Linked DNA regions of Homo sapiens: region 1 is linked to region 2. The links are chromatin loops, found by intact Hi-C in ENCODE. Cell type or tissue: ascending aorta. All regions are shown on one strand. Each heading gives the region's core, and the rest is flanking DNA. Links, peaks and the distances in the headings are about the cores only. Region 1 has its middle 51 kb from the start of LANCL3. Region 2 holds the start of LANCL3 (LanC like family member 3).

What was found. Hi-C counts contacts between places; a loop is a spot of excess contacts. Peaks named below come from ENCODE experiments on the same cell type or tissue, not always from the same donor. Only the 100,000 strongest peaks of a DNase experiment are listed, where the experiment ranks them.
Region 1: a loop joins it to region 2, with 4 times the contacts of the local background. A loop is called at or near these places in 1 of 110 quality-filtered maps.

The regions. Positions count from the first base shown.
Region 1 is chrX:37,514,503-37,526,266 of GRCh38, forward strand. No RefSeq gene overlaps it. Among named protein-coding and RNA genes, the nearest start is that of LANCL3, 51 kb to the right of the region's middle. In ascending aorta, for the core only: no CTCF peak of the experiment used is centred there; a DNase peak (open chromatin) is centred at 6,739; H3K27ac peaks cover 1,324 bases.
Region 2 is chrX:37,566,494-37,578,257 of GRCh38, forward strand. LANCL3 (LanC like family member 3) reads left to right here and starts at 5,168. Exons shown (of 5, transcript NM_001170331.2): 1 at 5,168-5,950. The coding sequence starts at 5,378. In ascending aorta, for the core only: CTCF peaks have their summits at 5,968 (motif pointing right) and 6,860; DNase peaks (open chromatin) are centred at 5,128 and 5,958; H3K4me3 peaks cover 1,747 bases.

The DNA of each region.
Region 1 (11,764 bases), core at 2,101-10,100, 51 kb before region 2:
TAAATAGTCTCTATGCTGAAGAAGATTGAGCTAGCTAGAATTGTGGCATAGCTTAGAATAATCTACAGAGGACCTCATCAATCAATTTCAAATTAATTAATAATTGATGCTGAGCCTGTAAGGACCAAGAGGGTACAGCATGAGGGGATGATTAGCAAGAACTAGGTCAATAAACAAAAGAAGTTTTCTGGAGAGAAGTTTGCTTAAAATGTGTTGATGAACCTCAATTTAAAAGACACTTTCTTAATATTCCTGTCTAGCCAATGCCCTCCTTCTTGTCTCTACCCTAGAATTCCCAAGACATGGACAAGAATTCATAGAATTCTGACTATGCCATAATCAAACACTGGAAGGAATTGAGTAGGTGGTGACTAGTCTATATTTTAAGTTGAGAGTCTCACTGGGCTGCCACTTGGTGTGATGCCATTGGCCCAAGTTCTGACCCTCATATTTATAAAACCACAGGTTTGACTTTCTCAGTGAACCCAAAGGTGAACAGCTTCTCCGTGAGTGATCAGCAGACTTTTTCTATAAAGTATAAATATTTTACAATCTACAGGCCATATTGTCTTTGTCACAACTATTTAACTCTGCTGTTGTGGTGTGAAAGTAGCCACAGACTATATGTAGATGTGGCTGTGTTCCAATAAAACTTTATTTACAAAATTTAAAGGCCGGCCAGATTTAGCCTACAGGCTATAGTTTGCCACTCCCTGTTGTAGAAGATTGACTCACACCAACAATATTTCCAAGTCATTAATCAGTCACCAATAGGACTCATATAAGCAGGACAGATTATTACTGCATCTTTGATCAGAAATTGGCCACTAGAGAAGCTCAACTTCAAATCAGAAGTTTGTTTAGTAAGCAACAGGTGAGGCAAATGAATGTTTTGGTTTGTGTTCTTACAGAAGTGACCCTGATATGGTTTGGGTATTTGTCCCCTCCAAATCTCATGTTGAAATGTGATATGCAATGTTAGAGGTGGGGCCTGGTGGAAGTGTTTGGGTCATGGAGGTGGATCCCTCATGAATGGCTTGGGGTCCTCCCCATGGTAATGAGTGAGTTCTTGCTCTATTAGTTCATGGGAGAGGTGGTTGTTTAAAGGAGCCTCTTACCTTCTCCTCTCTCTCTTGTTCCTTTTCTCACCATGTGACATGCCTCCTCCCCCTTTGCAATCTGCCAAAAAGTAGAAGCTTCCGGAGGCCTCAACCGAAACCATGAATATGCTGGCCCCATGTTTGTACACTCTGCAGAGTGATGAGCCAAATAAACCTCTTTGCTTTATAAATTACCCAGTCTCGGGTAGTCCTGTATGGTAACACAAAATGAAGACTCTGAGGCAATGGTTTAAATGTAAGTAATTTATTTGGCAGATAATCCCAGCAACTATCATTAAGGAAATAGAGAAATAAAAACAAGGAATGGAAAGAAGCCAATAAAATTTGCATTATTAAGCAAGATCACCAAAGTCAAGGAGAACATAATCTCCCTGGGAGAATGTGCCTCTGATTTATACCAGTCATGGCACAAGGGAGCTGGGATATTTATCCAGTAACTCGATCCATCATTGGTTGGGGGTTGCTTGTGGGGAGGATCAGAAAGAGCCCCACTGTCCAAAGAAAGGCTTCAGGCTGAGGGTTGTAGGTGCTGGCAGCTGGAAGTTGGACAGCATGTATGAACATGGTAAATGCCAAGGGGCTATGGAGGGAGGGCACCAACAGCATCTGTTAGACTTGTTTTCTCCCAAATGATATTCATAAGGTAGCACAGCTTACTGAGTAAATTTTCTATTACAAGATTTTTTTTCTGTATAAATGGAACTGCTCCTGTAAATCCAACCAACATCCTCTCCATGGTATTTGATAGGCATTAACACATATTTTTAACAGTTAATCCATTTTGTGAAATAGTTTCCCTTAACCATAGTTGGTATAATCCCAAGATAGAACATATTAGAATTGTCATGAATATAGCTTTTTCAAATTGTTTTATATTTTGTTTACTAATATCTTTTTTAATATTTGGGAATCATGGGGCTTGGGACTGAAAGTGGACCAAACCTCACCCCACTCTTATTTGGCCTTGGCGATTCAGTGTACTATCTGTGCTCTCTTGCCATATTTATTGCTAGAGGCAGCCAAAGGCTGGCCTGTGGGAGTAACTATGGAAAACAAGAGTGTGTACACACTCTCTGAGGACACACCCTAGTTTTGGAACACAACCCCATAAATGAGGAACTCCACAATGCTGGCATGTCCAGGGCAAAGTTCTTAGGCTGTTCCATTAACTTTGTGCACCACTTCCATTCTCCTTGAAGCCAACCAACAGCAGTCTAAGCCTAACAGTTGAGCTCATGGGCTTTGGCACCATGCAGACCCAAGGTAGATTACTATCTCAGCCACTTGGCTTTGCTGCATGACATATTCATTCAGACATAAATGTCAATACCTTCCTGGGCATCCTGTGAAAAATCCACTTTCACAAAAGCATTTCAGGACAATGTAGACTTTCTTAACATTTCACAGTAGAGGCCAAGAAAGAGTTCACATCATTTTCCTCAAAGCAATCAACTTAAAAATTTCAATTGACATTTATATTCTCCCAAGTCCCTTCTTGGCCTTCCTGATACAACGATTTTCTCTCTGTCCTTCATACAATGCTCACCGTTATAGGCTCCATTCTCTTCATCCTTCCCCTCACTTCTTTTCTCTTCCATTGTGATATGCAGTTGAGCCCCACTTAGCTCTCCAGCTCATCAACATAAAGGGTTCTCCAGTTAATAGGACCCACCTGCCTTAGAAGAGAAGTGGGATTATGTGTTATTTGTGGCAAGGGGTAAGGGATGAGAATTATTTCATACGCCTCATGTATCCATAAAGGACTTCTACTTAATATGTATTTTTGTGTGTATGTATGTTTCCACTTTATTCCCTGAGAACTAATCACATGTTGGTAACACTGCCAGCCTCTCTCTGCTCCTTTGTCTATTCCTTTCCAGTAGTGAAGAAGCACAACTTTTCTGATCAGAAACAGTAAGAAAAGGAACAAAGTAGATGTGTATGGCAGCCATTCAGGTGTGGCACTTGCAGAACCTCTCAGGAAAGAATTTGCCACTCAGTTGCAAGGAGTGCAGCTGGTTGACAGCCTCCAACTTTTGAAGGCCACATTCTTCTCGGGAAGCCTAGCCAATGAGGAAACACAGAAGAAATGCTAAGGCCTGACCGTTTCTGCCAATATGGGACTCAATTAACAGGAATTATTTGCTTTGGAGCTGCCCTAGGTGTTGACTGAGACTTTGTCAAATCTGCATTGAGATCCCAGGCTTGCCCTGACCAAACTTACTTTCTCCCCTTCGCTCAATCTTGCTTTCTCACCTCTTTCCTTTCATAGGTGTCATAGCCACAGCATGGTCTAAGACTTTCCCTGCCCAGTTTTGCTTCCTCTCCCTTTCATCTTTCATAAGATTTACCTCCACATATACTGTTTGCACTACTAACTCTGTCTCAGAGTCTGCTTCCAAAAAGACCCAAATAATACAGTGTGGCTCTACAGCTCTACTTCTCTTTTTCTGTCTCTCTGTCTCTCTCTTATAATTTGTACAGAAGATTCAAACACTCTTACAATCTCCATGTGCTGCATGTCTTAGGGAATGTTTTTCTGCTACGAGTGGGAGGCTGGATTCTTGGGTATATTGTTAGGGGCACAGTTTTGGGGGGCCCATTATGACTACATATCTAGTCTCATTCTGCAATTCAATCTTAATTCGACAAAGGTGATTTTTTATCTCTGTTTTATTCCTGTGTTTTATGTCTCAATTAGTTTGTGACTCTGGAGAGAAATAAAAAGGGCTGCTTTATTTATCCTTTCCACCCCAGCATGAATAGGGGTTGAATATTTAAAAATTCTTATATGTAATTTAGAAGACTTGAATGATTTTCCAAAGGCCACATAGGGTATTCATTCTGCTCTATTCTTATGAACTCATTTAAAAAATTCATCCAAAGCATGATCTTAAAAAGTAATGAAAACTGAGCAGAGTGACAGAAAGAATTTGATTAATAAAGACACTATTGCAATAATTACTTCTGCTGATGGACTTATTGCTTCCTTGAAGATGTAAGGATAGAATGTATGGACCGTGAGCATGAGGCTTTCCTAGAATTTTAGTGTGTGTATGTATGCTCAGTGTGTGTGTGTTGCGGGGTGGTTCCTTGGTCCTATACAGGTTGTTCGGAAAGAGGCACTAGCAGACCAGTTTTAGGGTACCAGTCCTTTCACATTCCTGTCTTTGGGAATCACTGTGCATACAGTTTTTGCTGAAGTGTTGGCCTAGGGCACTCCAACCTTCCCTACCAGCTGCCTGGCCCAGCTTGCCTCAGGTGCCTTCCCTGTAGTGTCACTCATTGTTGCTGCCCCATCTGTAACCTCTCAGCTTATCCAGGAGAGCATGTGCAACTTCCGTGGACAGTTACTTCTTCCTATACTACCAGAGGCTTCTTACCTTAAGTACCTGTATTTCTGTGACCTAGGACATTCTCTGGCTATGAGAGTATGCTACACTCACTTGTGAGGCAAGCCAGGAAGGGCCAGGCAATTTAATGACCTAGAAGTGACTTTCACAAATGAAGAACAGAATTTGGTGGGTACCTCTCCAATTTCCTTCCTTCTCTTGGAGGGATAATTCTAGGGCATGATGTCTCATGATTAGCAGCATGAGAGATAGCAAAGCCTCTCAGCAGGTCCCTAGTGGATTGAGCTCCCTCGTAATAACTCACTCATGAATGTGCCTTTTATTGAATGTCTTCCCCTTTCTCATTTTTCCCCTCTATGCTTCCTGGTATTACTCCTTGCTATGCACTGAATGCTTGTAACCCCTCAAAATTTACATGTTGAAATGCTAATCTTCAGTATGATGGTATTTGGAGATGAGGCCTTTGGAAGGTAATCAGGTTACTAGGGCGGAGCCCTCATTATGTGATTAATGCACTGAGAAGACACGAGAGAGGTTGTTTTCCTCCTTCTCTGCTCTCCACCATATGAGGATACTGCGAAAAGACTACCAGTTTCAAACCAGAAAGAGAGCTCTCACCAGCACCCAACCATGCTGGCATCCTGATTTCAGACTGCTGGCTTTCAAAATAGTGAAAAAAATATTATTTTTCTTTCAGCTACCCAGTCTATGGTAATCTGTTTTAGCAGCCCAAACTAAGACATCCCCTAAATAAACTGCTTGTATCTAAACCCTTCTCCCAGGATCATCTTTTCGGAGAACTCAAGCTAAGATACTACCCCCGCTCTTACCAGATTTTTTGGGGAAATTAAAAGAAAGGGTGAGGGTAAGAAAACAGAAAGGAGCAGACATGTGGAATTTAGCGGAGTTGCAGAAACTATGGAGATTTGGGGTGAAGAACAAGGAACTCCTATGGTGACTTTCTCCAAAAAGGCTTTGAGAAAACAACCCCTCTCTATTACCAACTCCCAAGGCACAGTCTCATATCCATGAGCAACCCCACTTCTAGTTTATGTGTGATTCAGTTTTTTCCAAGCTAAACCTGCTTGACTTGACGAGAAGGCCAAATAAATTCAAGCTTGCTCCAAACATGTCTCTTTAGATCAGGTTATTCTCATTTGTAATGAAGAAACTGAGGCAGCTAGCAGGTTGATCATTCGTAACACTCTTTTTTAACTATAACATTCTAAAATGTGGGAGCAGCTCTCGTCCCAATAGCAATCCATGATTAAATAACTATGAAGTTTGGAAGTTGGGCCTGTAAACATTTCTATAGAGAGCTACTTCATTCATTTTGTTTTATTCGATTCATGTTAGTTTCTAATCAGTTCCCAAAGAGGGTGGAGTATCCTCTTTGAAGGCCCATAGTTTTATATGACTTCACCTTTCTCAGACAACCCAGTGATTTGTAATCAAGAATGAATATTTCTGCCAAGTAAAAAATGTTTAACATTATCCCAGCTTAGTAAGGGGAAAGGCAGGGGATAAGGGTGGGTAGCAGGTAGAACCTTCATTAGAGTGAGATGGCTCCCTGAGGAAAACAACTGCAACTGTGTTTTTCGAGTTCTATTCTCAATTTTTTGTTTTCTTTTTTGAGAAAGAGCCTGGCTCTGTGACTCAGGCTGGAGTGTAGTGGGGCGATCTCGACTCACTACAACCTTCGCCCTGCTGGGCTCAAGCGATCCTCCCACCTCAGCCTCCCAAGTAGTTGGGACCACAGGCATGCACCACCACATCTGGCTAATTTTTTGTAATTTTAGTAGAGATAGGGTCTTGCCATGTTGCCTGGGCTGGTCTCGAACTCCTGAGCTCAAGCTGTCTACCTGCCTCAGCCTCCCAAAGTGTTGGGATTATAAGCATGGGCCACTGTGCCCGGCTCAAGCTCTGTTCTATTCAGCCAATTACCTCAGCACAGGACAGGGCAAGGAAATGGGGCCGGGGAAGGGGTCCCTGTTACTATGGTTGGTGCCTTGGGAAATATATTCCTTGGGGCTATTATTACTGCCTATTACATAAGTAAGCTCAATTAAAGCCAGGCTTATCAGTCAAAAATCTCTGCAACCAATCAATAAAGGACTCAGGATATGCAAACCGTAGTGTCATCCAACTCATGTGTTTTTAGATTTTGAGATAATATTTTTTGAATTCCTGTAGAGGAAGGAATACCTACATAGCATTGGCTCCTAAGAAAGTGACTCAGCAGGCCCCATCAAAGATTGCCATTGAATCAGGCCGTAGGGTTTGGCAGGAGGAGGAGGGCTGGAGAATAGTACAAGCTGAGGGCTGAATCACACTGGCTGGCACTGCAAAGAACCCCATCTAACTCTAGTTAATGCCAGCATTCCATCTAGTTTAGCTCACAAATGGATTTTAGGTACTTCCTGCCATGTAGACTTTCTTGCTTCTCATGCTGTGCTGAAAATAACCTGCTAAGAAACCTGGAAGACCCCCCTCCCCTTGCTTAACCAAATGTCAAAGATTTATTACCAATAATGGACAAACTAACATCATGTGCCTCTTGTTGTGGTGCTGTAACAGGGACACACAGCCATTTAAGTAGTATTTCTGCCAGAAGAGTACCTAAACCAACTGTAATCATGAGGAAACATCAGACAAACTCAAACTGAGAGATATTTTACAAAACAGCAGGCCTGTGTTCTTCAAGAATGTCCATGTCATAAAACACAAAGAAAGACTGGGAACTAGTCCATGTTAAAGGAGGCCAGAGAGACGTGACAACTAAGTGCAACACATTAACATGGATTATATTTAGGAGGAAAAAGAATAGAATGACCAGAAAAACTTTGTTGCAACAACTGTGAAAACTGAATATGGACTGTATATTATATAATAAAGAGCATGGTATCAATGTTAAATTTCTGGAATTGGATACACGTACTATGGTTTTGTAAGAGAATTTTTTTCTTTTGTTTGCTTTTCTTTTAATATTTTTAGAGACAGGGTCTTGCTCTGTCACCCAGGCTGCCTTACATTGGCTTGGTCATAGGCCACTGTAACCTTCAACTCCTAAGCTGAAGAGATCCTCTTGCCTTGGCCTCCCAAAGTGCTGGGATTACAAGTGTGAGCCATGGTGCCTGTCCCAGAATTCTTGTTCTTGGGAAATATATGAAGTTAGCTGCATCTGTCTGTCTCTTCATTCAGGTATTTCAGTGTGTGTTTGTGTGTCTGTGACACACATTTGTAAAATGTTAAAAATTGATCTATCTAAACGTAGAAAGTTATGTGTATTATACTTTATAATAACACTTTGACAGAGAAACAAGGACATCGTAAAATTGTACCCAGCTGGTGTAAGTGGTGAAACTATCAATCCAAATACATGGAATATTGTCTAAAGTTTATAAGAACCAAATTTATACAAATTATATGTTAAGATTATGGCGCAACTTAATGGAAGTCTTATATTTATATTTGTATACACTTAAATATTATTATAATTAATAAAAACTTAACCAATCTACAAATGAAGTGTAAGAAATTTAGGTATTTATCTTAACTGTTTTCAAGATAATTAATAAACTAAAAGTCTTAGACAAACTACAGAAAGTCATGTGTATTGTATATGCAACTATTTTGCAAGTTTTAAATTATTTCTAAACAAAAATTTAAACAATACCAAATTATTTATTATTATTATTTTATGAAAAGTAAATTACATACAGAAAATTTTTCTGCAAGATCCTGCTCCCATAGTAAAGTAGAAAGGGAATGGGCCTGGAGCACCTGAGAACTGGTTACTCCTAGCTCCACCATTAAATAACTGAGCATTGTGGGAGAAAGTCACTAAATTACCCGAGACTCAATTTTCTGTAAAATCGACTCCTCACATTTGCAGGACTTCTCTTCCCACATCTTCACTCTAAGAACACCAAATCATAAACTCCTTTTCAAGTGTATTTATTCTTTATTGATTAATTTAAATATAGCACCCTTCTTCCTGAGAGCAAAGCCACAAACCACCAACAATGACCGACTTCAAAATAAATGTCTGCAAATGCAATTAAGTGCATTTTAGAATAGACTTGTACTAACAGGAAGTATAATTAACTCAGAGGCATTCTTATGGAGTAATCCCAGGTTTGTTATATAGGTTCATTTCATCCATAAAGTCAGGAGAATACAATTGAGTTGTACAGAACATCAGCATATCTGACACATTTTAATAAGGGAGATACAGATTATATCCCAAATAAATTAAGAAATGGCAAAAAATAGTAATGAATAGTTTCGTTAACAAATTATGACATGATCTGCTGGCAATATTAGTCTGACTCCTACTGATGCAATAAGGCTGACAGCTAGCTGCAAAAGTAATTAATCTGAACAGAAATTGACTGTGAACTGTGCTTGGCTTAAACTTGGACTAACCATCCTGCTGACCTAAGAGAAATCCATGCAGTAAATTGCTTCAAGAGACACAGGATACAGAAAATTCTGCTTTAAAATGGTAAAGTATCATTTTCATTTTGAGACCTACTTTCAGGCACTAAATTAAATTTTAGATGACCTCAGCTTTTATCCTGTCTCTAAAAGATCCAACTCAGAAATTTGTCATGCTTCCAGTTTCCAAAACCTAGTATTGGTAGTTTTTCTGAGATGAATTCCAAGGCTCGTTCAGCTTGGTTAGGTAATTATAGTTATTATCATGAAAAAAACTAGGTCAGATCAGTTCAATTTTTTTTCTTTTTTCTTTTGCAAAAAAGAATAATATGTGAATGTTTTAGACAGGTCATTTTGTATTCAGCAACTAACTCTGGCTTTTATTACTTGGCCACGACATTGGTAGAGGTCAACTGCAAAGCAATGAGCAGGCAGGCTAGAGTAACTTATGTCAGGCGTGTGACAGCTGCATAGTGTTGCAGCATTGGCTTTTTCCTCAACACGGATATACTGAGCTACTGCCCCACCTCCAACTCTGTCATCTTGGAAAAGTGAGTTTATTTATTTATCCCTAATATGTTATTTATTTCCTTCCTTCCTTCCTTCCTTCCTTCCTTCCTTCCTTTCTTCCTTCCTTCCTTCCTTTCTTCCTTCCTTTCTTTTTTTTGACTGAGTCTTGCCCTGTCACCCAGGCTGGAGTGCAGTGGCGCCATCTTGGCTCACTGCAACCTCCACCTCCCAGGTTCAAGCAATCTTCTCCCCTCAGCCTCCTGAGTAGCTGGGATTACAGGTGTGTACCACCAAGCCCAGCTAATTTTTTTGTATTTTTAGTAGAGATGGGGTTTCACCATTTTGGCCAGGCTGGTCTTGAACTCTTGACCTCAAGTGATCTGCCCACCTTGGCCACTCAAAATGCTGGGATTACAGGTGTGAGCCGCCGTGCCTGGCCTATCCCTAATATGTTCTATCTGTAAAATGGGAATATGATTTTATTTCCTGAAAATCAGTGACTGAACAAAGAAAAAAGAACAAAGAGAAGATAGAACAAAGAGTTTTTACTCCACAAGGAATTGTGCATGTGGAAATGTATTATCTTCTTTTTGCTTTTCCCCAAAGCTCCTCTGAAATGAGAGGAAAGCGGATGTTTTAAAGACAGAAACCTAAAAGGGTAAGTACAATAGGAGATAAGATATCAGCAACACAATTTGGAAACTGGAAAGCAGTAAATGACCTAGGAAACCTAAGAAATGTAATTTCTAAACTGGCAGGGAGGAAAGCTGAGAACCAATCTGATCCACCCAGAAGCACCCTGAAAAGCTTAGGACTGGTGCTAATAGTAAACCCTGAAAATTGGGGTGAGGACAGGGCTAAAAGCAGAAGGATTAGGTGAACTTCTGTGTACAAAGCATTTGGAATCCAGTACACCTCCCTCACCATGTGCAGCATTTGGCTGTCCTGCCCACACTCAAGCAACAACTGGGGATTAGTCTATGGAGAGGATAAGGCAAGGAATTTCAGGACCAGAGAACACCGGGCACAGCTGAGATCAGAAGTACTGTGTGAAAACTTGGGGATTAAATAAACATTTATAGACAAAATTTGAGATGCTGCATCTCCCAGATTTCTTCCTCCACTCAGCTCCTGTAGCAATGGCAGTCTGACTTGTGACCTCCAGGCAGGTTATTGGATAGTCCTTCTCTGTAGATGTTTACATTAAATGTTCCCCAAGGGAATAGGACAGTCATGTCACCACATTACCATGTTACCCACACTCGGCAAAACCCAACTAACTCCCATAGAGTTTTCAGTCAGTTTTTCAATACATCATATTTAAGGATGAACAGATAAACCAAATAAAGTAATTTTCTGAGAAAATCCTCCAGACTGAAAGATGGAGGCCAAAAAAAACAAAACAAACATACAATTAAAAATGGAATGTGGGAGGACAAACTGAATTTGTAAGGAGAAGATAATTTTAAAGAATAAAATTTCACTGTGATGCTAGTTTCTCTCGCTGTGCAGAAGCTGTTTAGTTTAATTAGATCCCATTTGTAAATTTTGGCTTTTGTTGCAATTGCTTTTGGTGTTTTCATTATGAAATCTTTGCCCATGCCTATGTCCTGAATGGTATTGCCTAGGTTTTCTTCTAGGGTTTTTATGGTTTTGGGTTTCACATTTAAGTCTTTAATCCAATTTGAGTTAATTTTTGTATAAGGTGTAAGGAAGGGGTCCAGTTTTTGTTTTCTGCATATGGCTGGCCAATTTTCCCAGCACCATTTATTAAGTAGGGAATCCTTTCCCCATTGCTTCTTTTTGTCAGGTTTGTCGAAGATCAGATGGTTGTAGATGTGTGGTGTTATTTCTGAGGGCTCTGTTCTGTTCCATTGGTCTATATATCTGTTTTGGTACAAGTACCATGATGTTTTGATTACTGTAGACTTGCAGTATAGTTTGACGTCAGGTAGCGTGATGCCTCCAGCTTTGTTCTTTTTGCTTAGGATTGTCTTGGCTATATGGTCTCCTTTTTGGTTCCATATGAAATTTAAAGTAGTTTTTTTTCTAATTCCATGAAGAAAGTCAATGGTAACTTGATGGGAATAACATTGAATCTGTAAATTACTTTGGGCAGTATGGCCATTTTCACGATATTGATTCTTCCTATCCATGAGTGTGGAATGTTTTTCCATTTGTTTGTGTCCTCTCTTATTTCCTTGAGCAGTGTTTTGTAGTTCTCCTTAAAGAGGTCCTTCACATCCCTCGTAAGTTGTATTCCTAGTTATTTTATTGTCTTTGTAGCAATTGTGAATGGGAGTCACTCATTATGTGGCTCTCTGTTTGTCTATTATTTGT
Region 2 (11,764 bases), core at 1,212-9,211:
CACAGATACATTAGTTTACAATGGAGGAATACCTGTTTTAGCAGTGTCCCATACAGCAATGTTATATTATAAGTCATTCAAATCACTCATCCATACACACACATTGTAATACCCAAAGGTATAATTGACATATACTTTCTTCATATCCACTAAGCTAGGGTGTGGACCATTGCTCCTTCTTGGCCAATGTGACCTAATCAAACTCAGTTGCCCCTCCTTCAGGTGGAATGGCGAGTGCCAATTTGCTTGCTTATTTCAGGTGGCTTTTAATTCTGGGATTACATGTGTACTGGCGATCATGATTAGCCTATAATGGCTAACAAAGTGCCCTAAATTGATAAAATGGGAAGTAGAGGGAAAAAAAGACAATAAAGAGAATCAAATCCTATGTTAGAATGCACACTTCTGTGGCTGCTTTTGGCAGAGGTGTATAATCAAGCAACTGGTCAGGAAATTATTCTAGTGGAGTAATGATATTACAATAAATAACGCTGCATCCAAATTAAGTATAGGACAATTAGAGGTGGGGCTTCAAAGAACCCTAATACTTCACCCTACCCTGTATCCATACCCTTTGTCATGCAACTTTGACATTCAACAAAAACACCTTATATTTCCTCATGTGATTTGCCAATAGACTAAGGCAGAAAAGAGTGTGTGGTCCTGAGACTAGACCCTCAGAAGTCTTGCATGTCTCTGCTTTTGCTTTAGCCCCTCTGCCATTGCCATGCAAGTATGCTGGGGTTGGCCAGCTAAAAGACAGCAAAACCCAGCCATGGATGGAAAGAAAATTTTGACATTATGAAGAGCATCACAGACATCAATAAATATCTATTGAGCACATACAATGTGTCAGGCATTGATCTAGATGCCAAGCATACAAGAGGAAACAACACAGACAAAATTTCCTGTTATTATGGGGGTTAAATTTTAGTGGAGAGAGATAGATGGGAAACAAAACAAATAGGTAAAATATGTAGTCATTAGATACTAATGGTTGGTGGAGGGGTAGTAACTTTAAACTAATAAGTTGGAGAAAGTCTCATTGAAAGAGAGGTGAAGAGGCAAGCCATGAGGTAATTTTTTGAAGAGTATTCAAAGGACAGAAAACTGCAAAGGAAAGAGGAGAATTAGGGAAAAGTTTCCAATTATGTTGTTAATCTAATAAAATAGGGATGAGTCACCACAGAGGATATGCTATAAGGAATGAAGAAAGCACTATTCAGTTATCTCAAGCATTTCTAGGATGCACCCTTTGAACAAAATTTTGGAAAACTTTTTGAAAGCATTTCTAGGATGCATTATCCCATAAAATGTATTAAATCTTAATTGGTAAGGTTTGACAGTTATACAATTACTGATTTTTTTTCATATTCACCCATAGAGAGCAATAATTTGCATAAGAGAAACCCTGATTTTAATACTCTCTTTTCTGGATAGTTTTGCATAATTTTTATGCGATTTCCTTGATGAACCCAATAATACTCTCTTCCATCCATAGTTTTGCATAATCTGCATAATAAGGACGTACTGAAGAAGAACTAGGAACTGAGCAATTCAGCAAGATCACAGAAACATGTGTTGGGAGCTGCCTGTCAGCAAATGCTGCTAGAAATTCTGTGACTATCAGGACAAATCTTGCAGATAATGGTAAAATAAATGGCCTTGGCAAGATTTTGTATAGACTGCATATTTCTTGTGGGGTCATCACTACTTTTAAAGAATCCAACTGGAATTGTTATTTCAGAACACAACGTTTTGGGTGCCTGCATACTTCTCTGTCTTCCAGACTTCTCTAAAATATTTATCTTCCTAACTGCTCATTGCCCTGTTGAGTGTAGACTATTGATTAGAGGGGACTTCCAGAGCATTGGATTATGGGAAGCTAGCAGGACATTCCAGTTACCTTGCTCCATAACACATTATCCTAAAACTTCGAGGCTTATAACAACTATATTTTTGTTTGTAATTTTTTGGGTCAGGAATTCTGGAAGGGTCTGGGATGATGGTAATCTGAAGGCTTGACTGGGGTGGATATTTCCAAAGTGGTTCACTCACATAGCTGTCAGTTGATGCTGTCCTCGGGCTGTCAATCCAAGCACTTCCAGGTGACCTCTTCATGTTGTCTGGGCTTCCTCTCGATAAGGCAGCTTCAGGGTAGTCAGATTCTTACAAGGCAGCCCAAGGCTCCAAATGTGAGTGCTGCAACATTTAAGATGGAAGCTGCATTACTTTTTATAATTAAGCCTTGGATGCCATACGGTGTTATTTCCATCACATTCTATTGGTTACAAATGAGATATAAGCCCACCCAGAATTCAGAAGAGGTTGCATGTACCTCCCTCCTGATGAGAGGAATGTCAAGGTCACATTGATTGCAGAGGAACATGTGGCATAGGAGATATTGTTGTGGCCATATTTGAAAAATATAAGCTGCCACACAGGGTTAATTAGCAAAAGTAGAATGTGTGAAGACCCCGAATTCAAGGTAAAGTATAGAGGTCACCATATCTTGTAGAGAAACAGACAAGAGCAAAAACTGCAGAATGTTTACATTCTTGTGCTCACAAGAGGAAAAGGGTCCAAGAATATAGGAGGAGTTTAGACATGTCAGGCTAAGGTTTCAAAAAAGGCCTCACTCTGTGTTCTATACTTTAGGGTACCTTAAGTCTCTCATGGCACTCTCATGGTAATTCATTCATTATTTCATAAACTTTCAGTAAATATCTACTACAGGGAGTAGTGGTAGTAGTAGCAATAGCAGTAGCAGTAGTAGTGGTAGAATAGAGACTATTCTAGGATCTTGCATATCAGTAAATAAATGCAAGAAAAAGCCCTACCCTCATGGAGAGTATATTCTAGTGGAGTAGTGATATTAAAATAAATAACACTGCATGCAAATTAAGTATAGGACAATTAGAGGTGGGGTTTCAAAGAACCCTAACGCTTCACCCTACCCTGTATCCATACCCTTTGTCATGCAAATTTGAAGTTCAACAAAAACACCTTATATTTCCTCATGTGATTTGCCAATAGACTAAGGCAGAAAAGAGTGTGTGCTCCTGAGACTAGACCCTCAGAAGTCTTGCATGTCTCTGCTTTTGCTTTAGCCCCTCTGCCATTGCCGTGCAAGCATGCTGGGGTTGGCCAGCTAAAAGAGAAGAGACATATGGGCCAGAGGCCAGTCACCTCAGTCTCCCCAAGCAAGACCCAACCCACCTCCAGACACCTGAATGAGCCCAGCCAAGATCCTAGATGCATAAACATTAAATTTACTGCCATATGCTATTAGATTTTGTGATTGCTTTTCATACAGCATTTTGGGGCAATAGACAGATGACACAACTGGGAAAAAGTGGAAGAGCTCGTTTTCTTGGAGACGTGTTTACACACAGTTCTATTTTGAAGCCAGTTAGCAGATCCCTGTTGTTGTTGCTGGCGCTACCTCTAGGCTGGAGTGTTTCGAAGAATAATCAGAGTCAGAATTAATAGAGTTGCCTCTAGATTCATGACAAGGGTGAGTGAGGTGTGGAGGAATGAAGTGGAATAAGGCTTCATTTCTGCTGGTAAAGGCTTTATTTTATGTTTCCTTGTCTGAGGGGACAAAAATCACCTCTAATGTCTGTTATGGTTGAGGGATGAGGAAGGAAGTCTCAAGGAGAAACTCAACATTCCTGTTGCTTCTTTGATGCCTTTTCCTCCTTTAACATATCAAGCTCCCTGCCTAAAAGTGGACTTTTATCATTATTATTATTATTAAAAATAAACCTGTTTTGGCAGCATCAAAGGGGGACGATGGCCATACTGTCCTTGAACTATGTGGATGTGTCAGTCCTGGCAATCATGTTGGCAAACTAAGGTTCTTTCCCAGACTACATCAAGTAAGGGTGGAGGGGCAGGGTATTTAATATCTGCTTCCCAATCATGGTGACATTTAACACTTCTGAGGAAAAAAAAATGCCTCCAAACTGGCCTTTCAAGTAAGTGGAGTAGTTACTCTCCCCACAAAGTATCAGAAACTGTTCTATGAGCCACTTACTCCTTTATGTCTTGCACAGTCCCTATCAAAAGTCAAATACTCCTGGGAGACGTGACCTCTTTAGTCTTCAAGAGTCAACACTTTGGGAAAGGCAGAATTATTTCAAACAGCTGAGCACAAGAAAGGCAACTAGCTTGTGTAATTGTTCATTTTCTGTTTTTTCCTACTGAATTGTAAGCTACAAGGGGTCTAGGACCATGTCTATCTTATTCATCCCTCTATTTCCAGGTTTCAGGACACATAGGAGACCCTCCACAACGCCCTTGGGAAAAAAGCAGAAGAGGACAAACATGGGAAAAGAAGGGAGGGAAGGGGGAGATAAAAAGCCTAATTAAATTCTCACAGAGCGTTTATCCTAATATTAACTAGTTAATGACCTCAAGATATGTATTGAGCTTTTACTATGCACGCATGGCAGGAGGGGCGTGCCCCTTCCTTGCCTTAACCTGGTGTGGTTCTTTGACTTTTTACTCCTGTATACTCGAAGAAAACAATACAAAAATCAAAGCTGGGAAAAAAGTTCCTGTATGGGGTATTTCACCGTTTTAATGCATTAAACATGATGTGCTCAAATGCCCCAGCCTTTGGGATTGAAACATTCATAATGAGAACTCCGAAGCGACCAAGATGAAATACAAACTTCAAAGAAGGCGCCCAGTTTTGTCTTGCTACTCTAGCCTAGTTCAGTGGCGCCTCAAACTTTAATGTGCATGCGAATCACCTGGCAATCTTGCTGAATATTCAGATTTGGAGTCAATAGGTCTGGAGTGAAGCCTGAGATGCTGCGTTTTTAACATGCCCCCGGGTGATGCTGATGCTTCTAACCCAAGGACCACACTTTGAGTATACAAGGGACTGGAGACCATCACCTCTACCGCCAGGTGTGTGTATGCTGAGTCCCAGCGTTCCAGATCAGTGTCCCGCACGTCCTCGGCCTTCTGCCAGTAGGGGAGGAGTCGGGGGCGGAGCGGGAGGAGTGGCGCGGGCCCCGCGTGGGTCCTGCCAGAGATCACCTCGGCCCCTTGAAGAGGCAGCCAAGCTGCGGCGGCGCAGGAGGGGGCGGGTTCAGCGAGGGCGCGGCCTCTGAGGGGGGGCGCAGGACACGCATCCCCCGCGATCGCCCGGGCCACTCGGGAGCCTCGCGGCAGCCCGGCGCCCCACTTGGCCATCCGCTCCTTGCCCGCCTCCTCTTGTCACCTCCCGTCTCATCCTTCTCGCTCCTTCCCCGCCGCATACACCGGCATCCGAGTGCCTCAGAGAGCCGGAGGTGGTGTGCGGGGCTGCAGGGCACGACTTCAAGCGGTCCTCAGCTCCGCACTAGGGGGCACGGGCAACAGCATGGACACCAAGCGCTGCTTCGCCAATCGCTTCGATGACTACCAGGGCAGCCTGCTGGCGGGCCAGTGTGAGGAGGCGGTGGCGCCCTTGGTCACCGCCACCATCGAGCGCATCCTCCAGGAGCTTCCCCCACTCGGGGGCGGCGCGGAGGCCCGAGGGGCGACGGCGGGGGCTAGCGCCTGCCAGGGGGGGCTTTATGGCGGCGTGGCCGGAGTGGCGTATATGCTCTACCACGTCTCGCAGAGCCCGCTTTTCGCCACGGCCCGGGAACGCTACCTGCGCTCGGCTAAGCGCCTCATCGACGCGTGCGCCCGCGCTGAGGAGTGGGGCGAACCGGACGCCGACACCCGCGCCGCCTTCCTGCTCGGGGGCGCGGGCGTGTACGCCGTGGCCACGCTCGTATACCACGCCCTGGGCCGGTCCGACTACGTGCAGCCGCTGGGCAAGTTCCGGGCTCTGTGTGCCGTCTGCGCGCCGGTCTCCTTCCTGGAGTGCGGCTCCGACGAGCTGTTCGTGGGCCGCGCGGGTTACCTGTGTGCCGCGCTGGTGCTCAAGCAGAAACTCGCCCAGGAGGTAAGAGGTAGCCCGGGCCGCGGGAGGGCGCTCGCCGCCTGCCCGGCCTCCTTTCCCCGGACTCCGTGGCTCGGGCAGCACTGTCCCGAGTTGCTCTCCAAGTCTTTGTTACTCTTGGTGTGGTGCTAGCATTTCTTCAGTCCCTTGAGGTCTATCTCCTGCTTTTGTCCCTCTTCTTTCCTGTCGTTTTCAGTCTCTCATTTGTTGAGATTCGGCGTCTCTGCGCTTTGTTCGTGTTTTTACGTGGCATCACTCCAGATGCCTGTTAGCTTTCTGGGGGATGACAGTGTGGCCCTTTCAAGTAAGATGAAAACCTCAGAAATGGAAGGGATTTCCTTTCCTTTGACTCTGCTGTCAAAAGCTGAGGCATCCTCGAATGTTAGAGTGCTAGAAAGTAATGGAACTTTTCGGGGCCGATGTGGAGGTAAGTTGCTTCTGGAGCCCTGGGTCTGTAACCAAGAATAACTGCTCAGCTGTGGGTCTGATGTGTTTACTGTTTTGCTTACTATTCAGTTCAACCCATGGCTCTTATTAAATGCATATCTGATAGGAGTGTCCCCTTTAAAAATACATAAATGTAGACGGAAACGTACCCGGAAATGTACCCCATTGTGGTTGAATGTGCATTATTTCACTTAAAAATATTTGCTTAGGATGGGCAAGACCACAGCTTTCTTGACAGGGCAGCTTTTCTTGATGAATAACTTTACAGTGGCTCCTAAAAGTGAATTGGTTTTCACATACATATTTTTTCCTGGACTCACTTTGAAATCAGCATGTGGTTATTAGAAGAGAATATGCCAGTTCCTGTGGAGTAGGAAAAAGAACAAAACTCTGAAGGATCATAGTGACTAGAACGGAGAGAGAGGCACTTTCATTCATAATCCCCTGGAGCCAACTACTGTTCTAGGGAGGAAGTGACACATTTAACTTGGCTTTATTTAGGTGAGAAAGGCGTTTGAAGAAAAATTAAAGGTATATAGAGTGTTTTAAAAGAGTAATTAACTTAGATCACCTCTACAGAGGCAGACAGGGTTTTTTTTTAATAGCAGGTGAGGTTGATTCAAGTGAGAAAAAAGATTACTAAAGAATGTGCACTGTGTTAGCTGGGCAGCAAAGGTTTATGTCACAAAGTTGTCTTGAAATAGTTTGCTCTGCTTCTGAGTCACTGTTAACTGCCAGCAGTTTTTCAAATGCCCTTCCAGTTGTAGAAAACCTTTTAGAAGGCCACAGAGATATTTACATATCATTTGCATTGCATTTGCATCTGCTCCCCTCACCTTGTAGTCTGGCAGCAGGCAATTTTCAAATTTTTTTTTCCAATTGTTTTCCTTAATCTTGCCTCTTCCCCTTTCCATGCCTTGAGGCCTTTTTTCCAGAATGGAATGGGAAGAGTGTGTGACCACTAGATCACACAGGTGGAAGCAGACCAGAAGGACTCTGCCCAAAAACTGGTGGTTCAGGCCATTCTGCAACACTGATCCACACAAGACATCTATTAAGACCTCTCTTCTGCCCTCCTGCCAAACCAGGTCTTTTTTTTTTTTTACTAATCGAGTTGAGGTGCTTTGGCCCCTGCTCCCAGGAGATGGAACAAGCTTCAAGGATAGCAAAAAAAAAAAAAAAAAAAAACCCACCACCACCACCAACAAAAACAGGTCTTAACCTGAGCCTGAGCAAACCAGTTAGTTCCAGTGCCAGCTGCAGCTGTGTCAATTCAAGACTTTCTGGCTTGAAAGGTGTAGGGCAGGGGCTAAGCATGCCAGGCTGGAAGCCCTTTGAGGGGAAAGTAGAAGTTTTATACCCCATCCCCTCCCCGCAAATCCTAGCCAGCACAGGACTTTGTCCTCAGTAGGTGATCCATAGACCTTGATTAGATTGAATTGCGAATTTGTGTCATTTCTCTATAAATAATCTCTCAGTATGTCCTGGGTTTCTTCCCCTCCGATGTCATTTATATTCACATTCCTCTGGCAATTCCCTCAGTTATCGCTCTAATTTAGATCCTCCCCACATTACTGGGCACATCTTTGCCACCTAATAAATAGTTGAATGAATGAATCACCATATATTGGGATTAGTGCAATATACTTTGAGCTAGAATCTCCCACTCAAGCCGTTCCATCTACCTCTAAGAAACAAATATTTCAAAAGACATTTTTCATCATGTTATTTCCCTGCTCAACATACTGCAGTGGCTCCCTATTACTTTTTCTCCAGTGGCTTGTCATCTCACAAAGTTATGATTCTTAAAAATAGCCGAGAAGGCCCCACATGATCTAGCCTCCTACACTCCTACTCTACTCCTTGCTCATTCTTCTTCAACCACACTGGCCATCTTCCTGTTTTAGTTACTTTCCTGTCTCAGGCTGTTTGTTCTTACAGTTCTTTCTACTTGGAACACTCCCTCTAGATATTTATAGCTAGATCTCTGACCTTGTATAGGTGTGTGTGTGTGTGTGTGTGTGTATGTATATATATATATATATAATTTTTTTTTGAGACAGAGTCTCACTCTGTCACCCAGGCTGGAGTGCAGTGGTGCAACCATGGCTCACTGTAGCCTCGACCTCCTGGGCTCAGGCGATCCTCCTACCTCAGCCTCCCAAGTAGGTGACACCACAGGCATGTGCCACCACACCCAGCTAATTTTTTGTACTTTTTGTAGAGACAGAGTTTCACCACGTTGCCTATGCTGTTCTGGAACTCCTGGGCTCAAGTGATCTGCCCGCCTCAGTCTCCTAAAGTCCTGGGATGACAGTCATGAGCCACTGTGCCTGGCCTTGTATAGGTCTTTACTTCCTCAATGAGGCTTTTCCTGACTACCCTATTTAAAATTGCAACCCCACCCTCAACTTATCCCCCTTTCGTGATTTGTTTTACTTAAATTGTTTATTTATGTCTTCGCTGATTAGAATGTAAGCTCCATAAGGGTAGACATTTTTGGTTTCATTGATGTTCATTGCCAAGACTGCCTGACACATTTTTAGATGCCCAGCTTTGTGTGTGTTTGCAAATATCACTCAATTTTAGTGGTGTCCCATTTATCAATATTTTCCTTTACGGTGGTAGTTTTGGTGTCATGTTTAAAGAAATCCTTTCCTACTGCCAAAGTTTCAGTAAATATTTGTTAAATGAATGAATGAATGAATTATAGTTTCTTCCAATTATTTTTCATGGCTTAAGCTCAACCAATAAAGCAGTGCTTCTTAAACTTTAATGTGCTTAGGAATCACCTGCAGATCTTGTAGAGCTGCAAGTTCCTGGGTGATCCTGATGTTGCGGTAGAGCATGCTTTGAATAGCAAGGCAATACTGTGCTGCATAGGTTTTGGCATTATACCTGCCACCTCTATTAAGGCATACTATGAGACGCCATTCTATGAAGCTTGATATGTTTATTTAAAAGGTCTATAGTTTAGAATGCTGATTACTATATTCTACCTTTCACTCTAAAGACCCACAAGAGGAATTGCTCTCAGATTGTAGAGACAGTAATAGTTGTGTGACTCCTGGCAATTGATTGAATTTTTAAAATCGTCAAAATATGTCATGTAACTGATTCTATTTCTCACTTTGTGTTGGCTACTAGGGAGTGTATGGCTAGAATTGTGGTCCATATAAGCTAGCGTACAGTACCTTAGCAGATCTATATTTATGTGTGGACATTTCCCCTGGGTTTATCTAATTTGTTTCTTCCTTAGTTTACCCTTTTCTAGGTTCTTTTCTTTTTATTTGATTTTGTTGTTTGTATTTATGTTTATAAGGTTCAGATATAAGAAAAAGATGTATGTGTATGTGGCAAGAGACAGAGAATCCCTCTCTCCAGGCATGTATTTTCACTTAACTTGGCCTTCCTGGAATAGTTCCAAGGGTTTCTTAGGCAGATATCCTTGAGCAATGGGGCATTGAAGTCTCAAGAAATCATGCCATAAAAACTTATATTGGGCCCATTCGGCTTTCCACTGATTGGTGGAAATGTAGCAGACAACGGCAGAGGGATTCTGGGGAGACCTAGGATCTCAGTTAAAATAATAATTCTGCCACTGAGTGATCTTGGAAAAATATTTTAACATCGTTGAGGCTTAATTTCCTCACCTGTAAATTGATTAATAAGAGCTTCTTCGTTGACTTGTTCTGGTTTTCATTCATTCATTCAGTAAATGTCAGGTTTCTACATGGTGTGAGGCAACTTACTAGATGCTTGGGTTCAGTAGTGAACCAAAAATAAAAGTCTGTTGGTGAAGAAAAAAATAACATCAGTCTTTTTAGATAAGTGCTCTTAGGGATGTAATCAGGAACTAACTGAGGACAGGTGGCAAAGGGGAGGGCTGCTGTTTGGTAGGAAAGCTTCTCTGTGGAGGCAGCGTCCTGGCTTATCACTAGAGCATGGGAACCAAGTGGCTGCTCTAAGAACAGGCATTCCAGGCAGAGGGCAAGAGCCCCTAAGGTAGGAAATGACTTGGACATTTCAAAGAAATAGAAGGAGGCTAGCATGGCTGGAGCAGAGAGAGAGCAGGGGATAGAGGAGTTTGAAACCATGGAAGGAGACATGAGCAGGGTAAAATCAGATCCTGGAGGCCCAAGTTAGTCAAAGTTAGGAGTCTGCATTTGTTTCGTGTTTAAAGGAGGAAATATCTTGATCTGACTTACCTTTTAAAAAGATCGCCCTGGTTTTCTGTATTAAGAGTGGATTGACAATATTAAGAATGATAACAAGGGGGACTGGTTATGGGGGGTCTAAACCCCTTTTGTGCCAAGGACTCCTTGTCAGTCTGGTGAAACCTACAGGACCTCGTCTTAGAATAATATTTTTAAATGCATAAAATAAAACACACAGAATTACAAAGGAAGTCAATTATATTGCAACCATGTTACCAAAACATTTTTAAAATGTGTGAGCAGTAGCGTATGTGCTCCTTTATCAACACATTAAATAAGATTTTACAGCAGGCTAAAGGATGATGATACTTTTGAAACAGTGATGAGAGTCAATGATATTTTGAGATACCTTCCACAGCTACAGTGTGGTATGCATCTGTGATTTCTGTAGGTGACAAAGTTACAAGTACAACTAGTGGTTTGTAGTTTACATTTGTAACGAAATGCTAATTTGTTTAAGTAAGCTAGGAAACATGTAGATGTGATTTTATTTCCCCAGCCAAAGGAGACTGGTTTGGAAGTTGCTGTGATGACCAGTCCTAGATAAAGTACCTAGTACAGTGCTTGGCACATAGTAGCTGCTAAATGGAATCAATGGTAGCCTTTTTCGCTACTACTAACAGAAAACCTAAGGTAATTCTGAATATCAGATAGAAAATGATACTTAATATGACGTATCTATCTTCCTGCTGTGATTTGAAAACAACAACAACAAATTATTGCAAAGTTGTTAATTGGGTCTTTGGCTCATTTCTAAGGCAGGTGGTTGGCAGCTGTATAAGGGGCAATGCTTTTAGCTGTAAATAACAAAATGCCCAATAAAAAGTCATCTAAATAATGAGAACATTTATTACCTCACTTAGCAAGGAGTGGAAAACTAGGCCACTCCAGGATTGTTTCAGCAACTCAGGAGAGTTATCCAAATCCAAGCTCTTTCCAGGCGTTTTCTCTGCTATTCTCAGTGTTTGAGCTGTTTCACCTTTCAATGTTGTAAGATGGCTGCTGTCATTGCAAACATAGTGTTCCCCTAACTGAAGTGGTGAGGGAAGGTCTGAGGCTTTTTTTCCCCCTGCATCTTTTTCTAAAGTCATGTAGAACATTCTATCCTGGAAGAATTTCCCTCTGACTCATTGCCCAGCACTTGGTCATTAGC